Regions from separate parts of the Homo sapiens genome. Here region 2 is linked to region 1. A link is an interaction called in ENCODE POLR2A ChIA-PET data of the cell type or tissue named here. Cell type or tissue: PC-9. All regions are shown on one strand. Each heading gives the region's core, and the rest is flanking DNA. Links, peaks and the distances in the headings are about the cores only.

What was found. Peaks named below come from ENCODE experiments on the same cell type or tissue, not always from the same donor. Only the 100,000 strongest peaks of a DNase experiment are listed, where the experiment ranks them.
Region 2: POLR2A ChIA-PET joins it to region 1 with 6 read pairs; 2 of 35 experiments call an interaction of 5 or more read pairs at or near these places.

Annotation. Positions count from the first base shown.
Region 1 is chr4:165,141,194-165,144,114 of GRCh38, reverse strand. No RefSeq gene overlaps it. Among named protein-coding and RNA genes, the nearest start is that of TMEM192, 30 kb to the right of the region's middle. In PC-9, for the core only: no CTCF peak of the experiment used is centred there; no DNase peak of the experiment used is centred there.
Region 2 is chr4:165,198,577-165,201,497 of GRCh38, reverse strand. No RefSeq gene overlaps it. Among named protein-coding and RNA genes, the nearest start is that of KLHL2, 7.5 kb to the left of the region's middle. In PC-9, for the core only: no CTCF peak of the experiment used is centred there; a DNase peak (open chromatin) is centred at 1,587; H3K4me3 peaks cover 445 bases; H3K27ac peaks cover 1,718 bases.

The DNA.
Region 1 (2,921 bases), core at 101-2,600:
AGTTGCACAACTTTGTAAATATACCAAAAAATCACTGAATTTTGACCAAATTCAAGATTTGGTTAAAAATTTAGGGTATTTTAGGGTATGTGAATTCAAAATCAATAAAAATTAATTTTTAAAAAACTAATAAAAACAAAAAACCTGGCCAGAGTAATACATGTTCAAGTTGGTTGTAATAATATTGATGTAATAAAATTAAATTTGATGATCATATAATACAGAAAAGAAAGAAAATCGCTTTCCATCTGGGATGTCAAAATGTCCCTAATTCTATTATTGGAGAAACTGGTCCTTTAATTAAGGCATTGCCACTCCCAGATACCCTGTTAATAAGCAAATACATTTTTGCAAGCTTATCTAAAAAAACAGTATTGGTGGCCGGGTGTGGTGGCTCACGCCTGTAATCCCAGCACTTTGGGAGGCTGAGGTGGGCGGATCACCTGAGGTCAGGAGTTCGAGACCAGCTTGACCAATATGGAGAAACCTTGTCTCTACTAAAAATACAAAATTAGCTGGACGTGGTGGCATGTGCCTGTAATCCCAGCTACTTGAGAGGCTGAGGCAGAAGAATCACTTGAACTTGGGAGGCAGAGGTTGCAGTGAGCCGAGATAGCACCATTGCACTCCAGCCTGGGCAACAAGAGTAAAACTCTACCTCAAAACACAACAAAACAAAACAAAAGAAAACAAAACAAAACGGTATTGGCCATTCACTCCTTTCGCTAACTAGTCTGGTGAGCAGCAGTCACCTGTTAGGGCTTTGAGGAGAGAAAATGTGACAGAAAAGTTCTCCTCAATGTAGGTGGTTGATGGGTGAAGAAATAGTGGTGGGAAGGTAAGCAATGGTCAAGGAATGGGATATGTCATGCTAAGTCCTGGACAACTAGAGGGTAGCATCAGTGCTTGGAGTCTATGATAGAATGGTAAGGGGTCAGATTGTAGAGTAGGGAGAAGAAAGGAGAGGAGAGCAGCTGAGTGTCAAAGAAGGATGGAAGTCCTCAGAGAGTAGAAAAGTACTCACGCCACATTACCTCCCTTGTAACTGCCCTCAAAGTGGATCGAGGCTGTTACCCTCTTTCTAGAATCCTGCACTTTCTCTAAAAATTGATATCAACGACAAATATTAGAACAAAGCTAAATGATTAATGGTCCCTAAAACAAAATGGACCTTTTATCTCTCTGACAACACACTATTCTTCTTTGCTTATTAACTGCTGAACACACAGCTTACATTTCTCTTTGTTCTCCAAGTGGCACATGAAGAACTTTTTGAATTCTTGCCACATTACAGAATGACAGGATGGAGTTTCCTAAGTGCAGTGTGATGGGTAAGTCTGAGTTACACTTCTCAGGCAGCCAAGTACTAAAGTTCTCATTAAGTCAGCCCCTATTCCAGATAAAGAATCTTTTCAGAAAACACAATGAAAATGAATTATTTAGAAATTATATTTACTGGCCAGGTGCAGTGGCTCACACCTGTAATCCCAGCACTTTGGGAGGCTGAGGCAGGTGGATCACCTGAGGTCAGGAATTCAAGACCAGCCTGGGCAACATAGTGAAACCCCATCTCTACTAGAAATACAAACAATAACCGGGCGTGGTGGCGGGTGCCTGTAGTCCCAGCTACTACAGAGGCTGAGGCAGGAGAATCGCTTGAACCCAGGAGGCGGAGGTTGCAGTGAGCCAAGATCACACCACTGCACTCCAGCCTGGGCAACAGAGTGAGACTGTCTCAAAACGAAAACCAAAAGCCAAAACAAAAAAAAAAACAAAAAAAATGTTTTGGGATAAATTTGTCCTAGCCTTTATCTTTGCCCATGTAAATGACTGCCTATGAGCGATGACAGGTAAGTGGAATTAGCTACTATTTGAGTTAAGACCAGTTATGTTACTGAATGAGATGGTTATGGTTAGGTACTAAGATACAGTGCTAATAATATTAGCTGAAATGTACTGAGTGTTTACTGTGTACCAGAACTGGTTCTAAGTGTTTTACATTTATTAACTCATTCAAAGTTTTATAACCCTATGACATAGGTATAATTAATACCTCCATTTACAAAATGAGGAAAGTAAGGTCCTAGCCTGTTAGTGGCAACAGTAAAAAAAAAAAAAACTGCAAGGGGACCCCAAATTTAAAGTAAAATTGATAAAAGCAAGTGGGTTTAGTTACTCACCTCTCCCTAGAGATTCTCCTTTCAGTGTTAAAGTGAAGGTTCTGGGTTTTGTCTCATTTTGTCAACGTTAAGGTATGTTACTATAAATGCCTTGTCCAAAGGCCCCAGGACCATCATAATTCTCTGTGAATTCTGTGGGTGTAGATCTAGAATCTCTCAGACTAATGTAAATTCTGATGTTCTACTCTTGCTACCTAAAAGCCATGATAAGGATTTCTGATGGTATTCAGAGCAAGATGGCAAGCCATTTGAGCACTTTGAACAGAGGAGTGTCCTGACTTGGTTTTCGATTTTCACAGATCACTCTGGCTGATGTGTATAAAATAGACTGGGGCCTTGGCGCGGTGGCTCACATCTGTAATCCCAGCACTTTGGGAAGCCGAGGTGGGCGGATCACTTGAGACCAGCCTGACCAACATAGCGAAATTTAGTCTCTACTAAAAATAAAAAAATTAGCTGGGCGTGGTGGCACACGCCTGTAATCCCAGAGCCTCAGGGGGCTGAGGCATGAGAATCGCTTGAACCTGGGAGGCAGAGGTTGCAGTGAGCTGCATTCGCACCACTGTACTCCAGCCTGGACAACAGAGTGAGACTCCGTCTCAAAATAAATAAATAATTTTTAAAAGCCAGAATGGGATTAAGATAAGGATTGAAATAGAAAAACTAATTAGAAAGCTATTGAAATAGTCCAGGTGAGATGTAGTAATGGTCTAGATTAGAAGAGGTAGTGGGAAACAGATT
Region 2 (2,921 bases), core at 264-2,763, 57 kb before region 1:
AGCAAAATACCTAACACATATTATACATTCAAGAAATACTGTTGAATGAATGAACTGGCACCAACCAAAATGTTTACCTCCAGGAACATATATTCCAACTCAAAATTCAAGCAATGTGCATTTTAATAGATATATGGCTACATCAATGTATCAAATTTATTCTTTTTTACTTTTGGAAGCATATAAACAATGATACCCAGAAATAAAGAAGGTACAGAGAAATTTTCTTTGATTTCAGTGAGTCAATCAGCCAACAAATTTATTGAATGCCTTCTTTGATGATTACACTGTGATAGGTGAGTCCGTCTGGGGGAGCAGTTAGGAGTAATATGAAACTTAGGACAAGGATTCTCCCCTTAAGATAACTGTAATCAACTTCAGTCATAAAAATAAATCCAAATTTTAAATAAAACTAATTATCTCAGCACTTTGGGAGGCTGAGGTGGGAGGATTGCTTGAGTCCAGGAGTTCAAAACTGTTGTGAGCTATGATTGTGCCACTGCACTCTAGCCTGGGTGACAGAGCCAGACCCTGTCTCTAAAAAATAAAGCTAGGCCAGGCACAGTGGCTCACACCTGTAATTCCAGCACTTTGGGAAGCTGAGGCAGATGGATCACCTGAAGTCAGGAGTTCAAGACTAGCCTGGCCAACATGGTGAAACTCCGTATCTACTAAAAATACAAAAAACTTAGCCAGGCATAGTGGTAGGCTCCTGTAATCCCAGCTACTTGGGAGGCTGAGGCAGAAGAATCACTTGAATCTGGGAATTGGAGGTTGTAGTGAGCCAAGATGGTACCACTGCACTCTAGCCTGGGCGACAGAGTAAGACTGTATCTCAAAAAAAAAAATTTTTTTTTTAAATAAATAAAACTAATTAAACAAAAATACCAGACAACAGAGTCTTCACAAGTAAGATAAACTCTGACTTGAGCACTTAAGAAAGAGAAAAGTGGCCGGGCGCGGTGGCTCACACCTGTAATCCCAGCACTTTGGGAGGCTGAGGTGGGTGGATCACTTAAGGCCAGGAGTTCAAAACCAGCCTGGCCAACATGGCAAAACCCTGTATCTACTAAAAAATACAAAAATTAGCCTGGTGTGGTGGCACACACCTATAATCCCAGCTACTCAGGAGGCTGAAGCATGAGAATCACTTGAGCCTGGAAGGCAGAGGTTGCAGTGAGCTGATATGGTGCCACTGCACTCCAGCCTGAGCAACAGAATGAGACTCCATCTAAAAAAAAAAAAAAAAAAAGTTTATCCATGATAAAAGCATGAAGTAGTGTAGTGTGGCACAAATGAAAAGAAGCAGCCAAATGGCAATGGTGGGATAAACATGACTCAGTGACTAATTGGATATGGGGGGCAAGGAAGATGAAGTAGCCTGAAAATATGATGATAGAGTTGGTAAAAATAAGAAAGTCACATGGGATAGATGATGGTGTGTGGTTTTAGGCCTACAGAGTTTGCAGGAACCTCAAGATATCCCAGTGAAATGTCCAGCGGAAAGTTGTAGATTAGCCAGATCAAGGACACCTGGTACAAAGATAGATTCACTCTCATAAAGTTATTGGCCCCTGAAGAAACTGGTAATGCAGCTTTCTGTGGTCAACTACATTGTTCTTCACATTGCTCTGGGCATTGGCTGGCGTCCCAGGGCTGCTTTCTTGGTTGCTAATTTTTAAAATAATTCAAAGCAAATAATACAGGATTACATCCTTTTTTTTTTCACAAGGCTTTACTGGAAAGAAAATGATTACATTCTTATAGTAGAAATTCAAACCATAAAATGAAAGTTCTCATTGACCTTTCCCTTAATCTCCTCACCAGAAGTAGCACATGTTAACAGTTTTAAGTGTATCTTTTCAAACATTTTTCTGTGTAGTTGCATACATATGTGGTACACATGGAAATAGGTGGGTTTGTATTTGTTTCATGTAAGTGGAATCATGCTGTAGGTACCTTCAGCCCATTAGCAGCTGCTAAGGAAGGCTTACTGCCAATTTGCTGTAACTGTGGGAGACCCAGGCAGGGAGAGCTCAGCTGCCAGTTGCCAGTACATGTACAAGTTAAAATGATGCAAATTTCAGGGAAAAACTTGAATACTAGAAGGTTGACTAATGCATTAGGTTAAAGAGTACCTAGTGCCAGGTGGGTACTACATTGCATCTTAGTACCACAGACAACTTCCTCCTCCATTCTGACCAAAACATACCCACTCTTTTGGAAATCTTATTTTTGCTCTAATCCTTAGGGAGATAGATTCAAAGCCACTACTCCTCCAGTAAAGATTCGTTTTTTTAAAAATTGGATTTTACATTGCCTGAAGTTCTTAATATTTCTAGATTCTCTATTTCTATTTTTCATATCTTTTGTTCCAAATTTTACTTTTTCTCTCTATGATTTTTCATTCCAGTTACCTCATCTAGGAAGACCTGGAATGAGGGATTAGAGAGCAGATTTATGGTGGATATCTATTCATTGTATTTTGGTCAAAAGCTGCAGAAATTTTATTCTTTTGTATTTTAGTTCCCAGTTAAACCTTCCTAAAGCCATAGTAATTACATACCTACTTATAATAATGATTTACTTTAAAGCATATTTAAATATTGCAGCAACATGCATTTTATTTAACACAATTCATCTTTAAAGTTCTAACTGTGGGAAGCTGTATGTGTTCATAATTACAGTTTATTTGAATGTGTAGTATTTTTGGAACAGTGAAGCACCATACTTTGGGGGGTGAAATGAAAATAATTTATGTATTTTTAAATGAATCAAAGTTTTTCTTAATGTTCAGTATCTAGGATAATTTGAAAATTCATTGGTTCAGTTTTGTATCATAAGCTATGAATAAAAATATCTTTATACAATGGAACCTCACTTATGTGGTTTTCAAAATCCATCATGTGACCACCACCAAC